2 separate regions of the Homo sapiens genome follow, and region 1 is linked to region 2. A link is a contact called in ENCODE Hi-C or POLR2A ChIA-PET data. All regions are on one chromosome and are shown on one strand. The core of a region is the stretch at or near the end of the contact, and the rest is flanking DNA. Distances in the headings are between cores, read along the strand shown.

Region 1 (5,181 bases), core at 1,575-4,074, 200 kb after region 2:
AATTAGTTTAACTTAAACAGCAATAGTAAAAAAGCAGCATATTACTGGAAAATACCCATGAGAGAGATCAACTGCAGTGGAGGGGATCAGGAAAGGCCTCCAAAGACAGGTAGCAGTATCAATTGGTCTTTGAAGGATGGGTATGATCTTCCAAAATGGTTACAAACTAGAAAGAAAAAAGAGTCATACAGCATATAGCACATGCCTCCTTTCCTATGTTAGAAATTTTATCATGGTGCCCCTAGGATGAAAGAAATTCCATTTATTAAATAATTCGTTTCAGCCAAAAGTGTTTATTTCCTAATGATTTTCTACCTGTTAGGCACTGCAAAATTCTCAAATCTTGGAATCAGACTGGTAACCATCACCCTCATTTGTTTCACACTGATTTGCTTTTTATCACAGAAACCGTCAAAGATTCAGTTTCGCACAGTATAATGCCACCAAAAGGAATGTAGTAATCTAATGTTAAAACTGAAATACCAGGCCAGGCGCAGTGGCTCACGCCTGTAATCCCAGCACTTTGGAAGGCTGAGGCAGGCGGATCACGAGGTCAGGAGTTCAAGAACAGCCTGACCAACATGGTGAAACACCGTCTCTACTAAAAATGCAATAATTACCCAGGCGTGGTGGCACATGCCTGTAATCCCAGCTACTCAGGAGGCTGAGGCAGGAGAATCGCTTGAACTCAGGAGGTGGAGGCTGCAGTGAGCCAAGATCCCGCCACTGCGCTACAGCCTGGGTGACACAGCAAGTCTCCATCTCAAAAAAAAAAAAACTGAAATATCTGGAGCTAGTGGTTCATGCTGTGTCTGATAGACGTCACTGTGTTTACCTTGAAATTTTGAAATACCCTGAAGACTCTCTGTGGGTTTGCTACAGCACCCCAAGGGGACTTAGTGCACAGATTGGGAAACAAGAATATAATATTAACAAAAACAATGAAAAACAGAAATAAAAGACTATTAGGAGTATACCGACAAAGCAACTATGTGGGAAGGAAGAGACTAATGGGAAAGGTAGATGTAGGCCAGATCAGTAAATACCACTTCAAGAAATTTAGGCAACATCCTGAGGGTAGAAAGCAACACATGAAGGTTTTCGAGCAAAGAGTATGATGATAAGAGATGACAGTTCACTAAGGTAAGGAGCCAGAAGGAAAAAATTTACAACTGAATTTAAATAAGGCCTAAATAAATGGCATATTAAACTTCATAACAAGAGTCTTTAACAACATATGGAAAGATTTCTATTAATATTAACTTTACCTTCAAGGAAGATTTCCTTTTTATTACCTAAATGCAATATTTAGGACAATATAACTGACAATGATGCCCAAGAGGCAGTCACTTCTGAAATAATGCCATATGCTTTAATTCAATTCATAATAGAATGATGAAGAATGACACCTAGGTACTAAAAGAGTTGCAAGATAAGCCAAAGATATGAAATTTTATACAGAAAACTCAATGAGGCATCTCAGAAAAACTGTAAAGCACAACTAAAAGAAATTAAATGTCAAAACTGAGAAACAGCAACAAGCAGACTGCAAAGGATGATGAGGAAATCAAAACTGAAATAGATTGATAAGGAAAATAGCATATATCACATAACTTATAGGATAGATTCTCAGATGATTACAATACCACCAAGTGAGACAGGGCAAAACACAAGATTTTCATAAATATTAAGAATCTATTCTAACTGAATAACTAGTATGTTATGCTTCTTTCCTTAAAAAACTGCTCCATTGCCCCTGCCAGCAAGCATCCTATTAATAAAAATCAATTTCTAATAATCCTGTTCTTTCCCTGAAATAGTTCTATTGTTATTTTTGTTAGTAAATATCTGTTAACATTCTCAGAACAGATTCGGGGAATATTAGGCCTAGTAGAAAAAATAAACTTTAGACTCAGATATATAAGTTCATCCAGCCATGTGATGGTAAACAAGCTACTATTTCAGAGACTATGTTTCTTGTGGAATTATTGTGATGATTGAATAGGATAATGTAAGCAAAGTGTTCAAGGCAGTGCCTATTACAGAGTACAGCTGACGATGACAACAGTGCCCTGAGACTGTGATAAAATGCAGAATTTTTAGTGTATATTCATTCAATTCATTCCACCAATATTTGTTGATCACCTATTATTTGTTGGACATTATTGTAATTAATAATGGATAAAGAAGTCTTCTCTATCTCTTTTGTAGGCTTCTTTCCTTCTCCCCATTCCTTAGCATTTCTCAGGCCTGGATTCCCAGGTTACCTACAATTCTTACCGTATATACTTTCTCTGGATATGATCTAATCTACTCTCATGGTTTCAATTATCATCTATATGCTGAGACCCCCTCATTTTTAGCTTATACTTGTTTTCAAATGACTGCTCTGAATATCCAAATACCTACTCAACCCTATTTTGCCTATTAAATTGACACACTTTTACTCCTGCCTCTATTAACACCACTTTAGTACAGGCCACCATCTACTCTCAATTAGACTACTATAAAAGTCTCTTTTAAAAAAATTTATTGAGATATATTCATATAACCATACAATTTGCCACTTTAAAATATACAATTCAGTTGTTTCCTGTTTATTCACATAGCTGTGCAACCATCACATTTTCATTATCTCAAAAAGAAACCTCTACCCATTGGATGTCATTTCCCATTCTCTCTGTCACTCCATCCTCCCAACCATGCAACCATTTGCAAAAGCTTCTTAGATCATCTCCCTGCCTTTAGTTCTGTTTTTCTCCAATCCACTGCATTTTGAGTGCTCTTCCTAAAATGTCCTTCAATCGTTACCCAAGTATCTTAAGCAAGTTCAACATAAACAACTTTATGATTGAACCATTAACTTCCTCTCCAAGTTAATCCTAAGCATTAACACTCTTGAATGCAATGTTCCAGTACACTGAATACTTCATTCTGTTTCTGTTTGTTCTTTCTAGCTTCCTACTTAGGTTTCAGGTTTCACTTACTGAGACAATGTTGTCCTAAATTCTGTTCTATATACCCATTGTTATTTATTTTTTATTTTTTTGAGACGGAGTCTTGCTCTGTCACCCAGGCTGGAGAGCAGTGGTGCGATCTTGACTCACCGCAAACCTCTGCCTTCCAGGTTCGAGCAATTCTCCTACCCCAGCCTCCTGAGTAGCTGGGATTACAGGTGCACGCCACCATGCCCAGCTAATATTTGCATTTTTAATAGAGGTGGGGTTCCACCATGTTGGCCAGGCTGGTCTTGAACTCCTGACCTCAAGTGATCCATCCACCTCGGCCTCCCAAAGTGCTGGGATTACAGGTGTGAGCAACCGTGCCCAGCCTATATGCCTGCATTTTATGTTGCCGCAACAAACTGTATCATTCCTATCATAGAATTAATTCCACTTAATTGTAATTTGCTGTTCAAGACTGTTTTCTTGGCTTTTTTAAAAGAGTTGTAGGGTGTGTTTCCAAATCTAGAAGAGTGCCTGCTACATTCTATGCAATTAAATAATTGTCAAATAAGTGAACAGGAAAGCCAGGATTGTATCTTCTTAAAACTTACAATTTAAGGGTACATAAAGCTTACATACAAGATATGTTACTATTTATTTTAAGAGATGATATATATATAATAGGAGTTGTTGCAGAACATGCAAGTAGCACCTTAGTCTTTGCAGAGTGGCCAAAGAAGATTTCCTAAGATAAATATGAGAAACTGTGTCCAAGCTGACACTTAACTATGATGGAGATCAGGACACACTACCCCCAAAATATGGCACTTGACATACTGAAAATTTTAAGCTGAAGGAATTTGAGAACAGCAGGTGCAGGAAGGACTTTCTGATTTCCTCTGAAGCAAATCATAAGACCATCCATGTGAGAGGATGTTTACTATATGCAGAAAAAAAGAACATCCTTATCTCAGAAGATGTAAGGACATGAGATGAATCTAAACAAACAGGTCTTGCTAAGGTCCCCTCAGTTTACTACTCTTAGTTCATACCCCTTTTTGTCCTATTGCCTTTCCCTTCCACTCTTCATAAAACCTAATGTAAAAACACCAGGTTTAATTGTTTCTTCAAGTCTTCATTTCCCTCTATGTTACATAAAACTTAGAATATAAATTAGTGTACTTAACTTTTGTTAATCTGTCTTTTGTTACAAGAATCTTACAGCAGAGAACTTAGAAGGAAAATATTTTTCCTCCCTCACAACTACAAATAGGAATTAGGGGATATATGAGGCTTACGTGGGATAGCTAATTTTCAGAAGAAGATGAATGGCAGAGAGGCCGAGAAAGAGAGAGAGAGAGAGAGACAGAGACAGAGACAGAGACAGACAGACTGACTACTGGAATCAGAAAACTAAAAGTTCAGTATTCCAAAAAGTCTTAGAATCAAAATGCTTATAATCTCTTACTCAAATCTGTATTCTAAAGATATAGTATTTCCTAAAGTACAGAATAAAAGTATGCTGCATATACTCTATCTAGAGGTATCATTAACAATATAACCAGTAATACAGGTTAAAGGTTCAGCATAGAATCTGGCATAAGGTTGGCAGAAAGTAAATTTTAATTATTATTATTATTATTACTGTTGTAATTATTGTAGCAGTATCACTAATACTATTGTTATTGTTACTTCTAAGTCAAATTGTTATATATCTAGAATACTAAGAAGGAGTATGAATCTTATTTTCTAAGCTTTGTTAGTCTGCTTGAAGTCCAGGGGCCCCTATCATTGCAGGGTATGTGTGAGAGGAGGGGGGGAAAATCCAATAAACATCCTGAAATTGTAAGGAAACTTTGCTGTGTTTTTCAAGAGAGGATTCACAGATTTCATTAGGTGACTAACACGGTCTAGGCCACCTACACCAAGGGGAAGTGAGGGAAGAGTGTAGGCAGAACCCAGATATAGCCAGTGAGGAAGCCTTTTTCTTTTCAAGAAAAAGAGCAAAAAGGTTACAGAACTGAGTCAAATTCATCAAATTAAACAAGAAACTCATTTAATCCAAAGCTATTTACCAAAATTTTAAAATACTGTATCTTATAATTTTAAAAAAATTGTGTTACTGAAACTTTCACTCAATTTCTTAAGATTAACAAAAATGGATTACAAAATAGCATGGATTTATCTCCAAAGGTCTCCAAAACTAGGGATAAAAAAATAACACAGCACCTGGTAT
Region 2 (5,343 bases), core at 720-3,219:
TCAGCAGAAATTTGGGAAAACATTGGGAAAAAAATACATGTATGCACCTATGGTCCAATGTACTAATAACATATAGGTTAGAGAACCATTTTGAGGATTTAGAAAGGTCAAAATGTATGATTACAGCTAAACACTGAAGTCAACAGGAAGTGTTAAGTTGAAAGTACAACTCCTTACGCTATTTACTAGAGAAACATAAGCCTGACCAAGTTACCCTTAGTTCATGTAGACAAAAATAAGCAAATAAATATTGATCTTGACAACTGGTCAATTTGTGCAAGCAAGGTTAGAACTTTGTACATCACATAGTCAGTAACATTTGCTGGCGGTGATATCAAGGAATAGGAAAAGGTTCAAAAGCTATTGATGTAGTGCTTCCCAAGCTGTCACTCTGAACCAAGCAAATTCTTATATGAAAAAGACAACAAAAAAGCTATACTAGAACCACTTATTTATATGGAACTTCATCAGAGACATGAGAGAACCCCAGGGGACTGTAAGACAAAGTTCAAAGGAAGAATGTGTAGGACTAAAATTGCACTAAGCCATAAATGCTCAAAATTCACATACAGTAAAATTTTTTTAATGTCCAGTTTTGCTCAAATATAAGAAATTAACTGTAAAAAATTTATGTGTGTGTATATGTATATATATGTGTATATAAATATGTGTGTGTGTATATATATACATATATATTTTTTTTTTTTTTTGAGACAGAGCTTTGCTCTTGTAGCCCTGGCTGGAGTGCAGTGGTGCGATCTCAGCTCATTGCAACCTCCGCCTCCTGGGTTAAAGGTATTCTCCTGCCTCAGCCTCCCGAGTAGCTGGAACTACAGGTGTGTGCCACCATGCCCAGCTAATTTTGTATTTTTAGCAGAGATGGGGGTTTCACCATATTGATCAGGCTGGTCTCGAACTCCTGACCTCAGGTGATCCACCTGCCTTGGCCTTCCAAAGTTCTGGGATTACAGGTATGAGTTACTATGCCCAGCCCAAAAAAATTATTTTTAAAAATTAACTGTGATCTGTTATGGTATGGAGCTGACTAACTGCAAGAAGACACATATATAAATGTCAAATCATTATCTTTTAAGGAAACCAGGCCCTAGGACACTTCCATGTCTGTAAACTATTTCAAGCATCAACATATTTCTGACTGAGGAAAGATGTACTTAAAAAAAGTCAACTCAATTTTTTGTCTTAGTGCCCCCTCACACAGGTTTGCTGAGCTGTGCCCTATCACTAGAAAAGCTAAGCTTGTTGTTCTGTGGCTTAAAATGATCTTATCTTCTGACTTCCTCCCACCTTCCTCTGATCTTGGACTGGTGCCCCAAGTCACTCCATTAGAGAAGGCAGCTGGCTCATATCACTGCAGACTTTCCCACAGCTAACCTCTGATCTGAAGGTGTTTGTAGGTACAATGATGGAACAACATTTATTTTTCCCTGTCAGCAAAACAAACAAAACAACACGGGGGAACAGTTTGACCCAGTAAGAATTGTAAGCAGAATTTTAGTTGTCAGATTCATGACATGCAGAGGCAGAAAGAAAAGACATTAGGTCAGAAAGTAAGGAAGAAAGAATAGGCATAGTTGGTGGGCAGAAGAGCAAGACAGGTTCCAAATATCAGAGATAATTCCAAGTGAACTGATCGCACTAAATTGAAAAGGACTTTTTAGTGTGCCTTTGCAGTAAAAGTGAGAAAAGAAAACAAGCAAGTCCCCATCTGTGCTGCCCCAGGGCGCCTCGTACTGAGTTTCACAAATCTAATGAAGCAGTCAGGTTAAAATCCAACCACAGAGTGGATGTGACATGTGGAGAACAGCTCGGGTTAGAATAGAAAAGCAGGGCGGTTCCTAATGCAGGTGATTATCCGTGTGATAATCATTATATTTACAGGCTTTCCATTTTAGATCTGACATCAAAAATCACAAAGGAGGAGGGATTAAGGAAATAAACAACCGACACAGAGGCTTTCCTGCTCCCCTGAGAGTACAGCACTTTCATTCATGCATGACAAGCAACAAAAGCAAAACTAAACAGGCCAGGAAAGAGTATTTCTGAGAAGGCTGGATTTCACATTAACGCTTTTTTTCCATTTTGATAACTTTCACTATTACTCAGTTTCTCAGTCAGGTCACATTTTCAGAATCAGTTCTCATTGTTGTCTATGCTATAATACAGTATCATTTTTGGTTTACAATGAATGATACTCACATAATATGTCCTTTACAAAAACAGACCCATTTTTTCCTTCCTGGAATTGAGTGTTGTGAATAAAATGACATATAATTAAAGTCTTAGACTCTCATCTATACCACACCACTTAGGTTTTGCAGTAGGCTTGCTGCTTCAGCAACCAGGGTAAAACAACAACCAAATATAGTTTTTGAATGGAGGTTAGGGAAAAACTATGTTAATCAGATTAATGAAAACTATGGAATACTTACATTAAGAGCTATTTAAAGGGATCAGCAAGCCACTATTAAAAAGCACAATCCTCAGATTATGCAGGAAAGGAAAGAAACTCAAGTGCATGTTTGCGTATATGAAAGACAACTATGGAGGAGAAAACTTTCTCTATATTTCATCTGATAACACAAGTTCTTACTTATAAAGTAGAATTATCTATAATCAATATTAAACTAAAACCATAACTTGCCCATACTCACTGCAATTCCAATTATTTGTTACTAGTTATATAGAAACACAATGATTTCTGTATACTGACAAGCCAAGGGGGAATGGAGCCACCAGACCAGGTCTGTTTTCTTACTTTGCTTCTTCATCTCTCCATGCAACAAACATTTACCTCCTAAGTGTAGTTTTAGGCTGCTAGCATCTGTGTACATGTGTGTCATTGCTACAGCTGTTACAGGCCTTATAATGATATTAGACTTTGACTCAATAATACTATAACTCCTAAACGGAGTGGTATAGGTTAGAGATTAAGACAGGGGGGTGTCTGTCTTTCTCTACATATATGTATAAAAATCTCTGTATAATAAAAATTCATATAATTGTATATAAATTTAGAGGTATAATATTCTCCTTGAATGGCTTTAAGTGCAACATAGTACTGGTAGGAAGCAATTATAGCCAATGGAAAGAGTACAGGGTCTAGAATCAAAAGGCCTACACTAAGGTCCCAGTTTTACAAATTATTTGCTATGTAATCTTGAGCCAGTCACTCAGTACATCAATTTCTTCATCAATAACATTGGGGTTAACCATACCTATTTCGTTGCATTGTTGCTAGGAATAAATGAAATACTTTATGTGAAACTGAAATCATTTTGCCTATTGAATTCAAGTTCTTGTTAAGATCTCAGGATAAACAAATGAGTGTCAGAGCACCTAGAGTACTTTAATGATCTGTCCCATCTGTGGATTATATGTGTAGGAGGCAGTCTTCAAAATGGTTTTCAATGATCCTTGAACCTGGTATTCAAATCCTTGTACATTCTCCTCCCCTTGAATGTGCTCTAGACCTAGTGACTTGCTTTAACAAATATATGACAAAAGTGATGGTATGTTTTGTTCATCTTCTTGATCACAAGCCTTCTCTCTCTGAGCCCTCGCTCTAGGAGAAATAAGTTGCAATGTTGTGAGGACTATGGAGTGGTGCATGATCAATAACCAGTGAGGATCTGAGGGCTGTGACCGGACATGAGTGGGCTTGGAAGAAGATCCTCCCCTAGCTGAGCAGCAAGATGACTACAAACCTGGTTGACACCTTTATTAAAAGTCTTATGAGAGCCAGAGGCACCAAGCTAAGTAAGCAGTGCCTGGATTCCCTATCCCACATTTTATACATGAGGTTAACAAGAAAAACTCAGGTAATTTCACATTCAAATTATGTTAATAAAAACTTCAAAGTGGCCAGGTGCAGTGGCTCATGCCTGTAATCCCAACATTTTGGGAGGCTGAGGTGGGAGGATTGCTTGTGTCCAGGAATTTGAGACATGCCTGGGCAACATAGCAAGACAACAAAAACCAAAACTTCAAAGCAAGTGTGGTCAGCAAATCAGAGGGTAAGCAAATTCTGGAAAGAAAATTTAGATATATGCTATCTAAATGGCTTTGTATACCTGATTATGGTCAACCATTTCTTCAACACAGATTAACCGGGAGATATTATCCTTTGCATGAAATTTATTTGAAGTTTTAATTCACAATGTCTTCTGTTATTCTGAAGCAATGATTGTTTCTGACACTAAAATAAGAGTATTAAATAGTGCTAGAATCCTCAGGTGAGAAAAACAATATTGAGTCAAAGTCTCCTACCACTAGAATGTCTGCAACAGCTGTAGCAGTGACATAACTAAGTCATGCTGAAATTTAACAATAAAGAACTATCCACTGTGTATTTCTTTTCATACAATATATCACAACATAAAGACTTATACTGCTAAAGCTTCTAAATATTTTCTCATGCTGTCCTTCAAACTATGAGTTACCTTTACTTTATGTTATCTATCAAACCATTTATATACTTTCTTATGATACCACGTTAGTATTATACTATTTTAACTTATGCATTATTTCTGATAAGGAAAAACTTTAATTTGTAAATAAAGTAACTGAAGGCTGGAGAAATTTGTTGCATAAAATGTGAGTCTGGGAACCCCTTTTAAGAGAAATTTCATTCACAAAAGTATCTCTACTAGCTTTTCCAAAGAATATATCATATAACTTTTTGGAGATTTTCAACCTGTGCTCTGACATTTGTTACCATATGCTTCCCGTCTACAGAATGCTGAATAAAAATATTATTTAACATTTTATTGAGTGCCAAAAACTCTATGGGGCAATGCACAGCTATAAAGACACTCATGCCTCTATCCAATAGGTTTATAATAAAAATTAGATAAACAGTATATAAATTATACCTCAATAAACATAACTGAAAAAAATTAAGCAGCCAAAACACAGGCAAAAAAATAAAGTGCAGTTTACAAGAAACTTAACTGTTTCACAAAGTGATTAACTGACTTGTCTATTCTAGCAAGGAGAGTTGTTCATTCCCACTTTTAAGCATATTTAATCTGGTAACTAAAGAACAAATTAAGTTAGGAAAAAGTGCTTCATCAAAACGTAAGACAGACAAGCTACTTAGACTAATTTCTTTCAGAACAACCCAAGTTTTTAGTATTAAAGAACAAGAAGAAAGAGGCTAGCATAAGAAAAATGTTAGGATAGTAGCCCTATTATTGGGAATTTTATTTCCATTTTTATTTTTTATTTTTTTTTTGAGATTGGGTCTCACTCTGTTGCCCAGGATGGAATACAGTGGCAGGATCACAGCTTACTTTAGCCTCAACCTCCCAGGCTCACCTCAGC

The links. Hi-C counts contacts between places; a loop is a spot of excess contacts on that map. ChIA-PET counts read pairs that join two places held with the same protein, here RNA polymerase II (POLR2A). Pooled maps may share reads with other maps.
Region 1: a loop to region 2 is called in a pooled map, with 3 times the contacts of the local background. The contact joins two enhancer-like sites. A Hi-C loop is called at or near these places in 5 of 50 pooled maps. POLR2A ChIA-PET finds 5 or more read pairs at or near these places in 2 of 52 experiments (Panc1 and activated naive CD4-positive, alpha-beta T cell).

What each region holds. Positions count from the first base shown.
Region 1 is chr10:74,382,539-74,387,719 of GRCh38, reverse strand. The region is part of intron 4 of ADK (adenosine kinase); the gene reads right to left. Among named protein-coding and RNA genes, the nearest start is that of ADK-AS1, 140 kb to the left of the region's middle. RefSeq lists an enhancer at 3,032-3,111. Within about 2 kb of position 2,824, at least 2 of the 41 ENCODE cell types and tissues checked have a DNase peak (open chromatin) inside an H3K27ac peak, as active enhancers do.
Region 2 is chr10:74,582,222-74,587,564 of GRCh38, reverse strand. The region is part of intron 7 of ADK (adenosine kinase); the gene reads right to left. Among named protein-coding and RNA genes, the nearest start is that of ADK-AS1, 56 kb to the right of the region's middle. RefSeq lists an enhancer at 1,872-2,041. Within about 2 kb of position 1,969, at least 13 of the 41 ENCODE cell types and tissues checked have a DNase peak (open chromatin) inside an H3K27ac peak, as active enhancers do.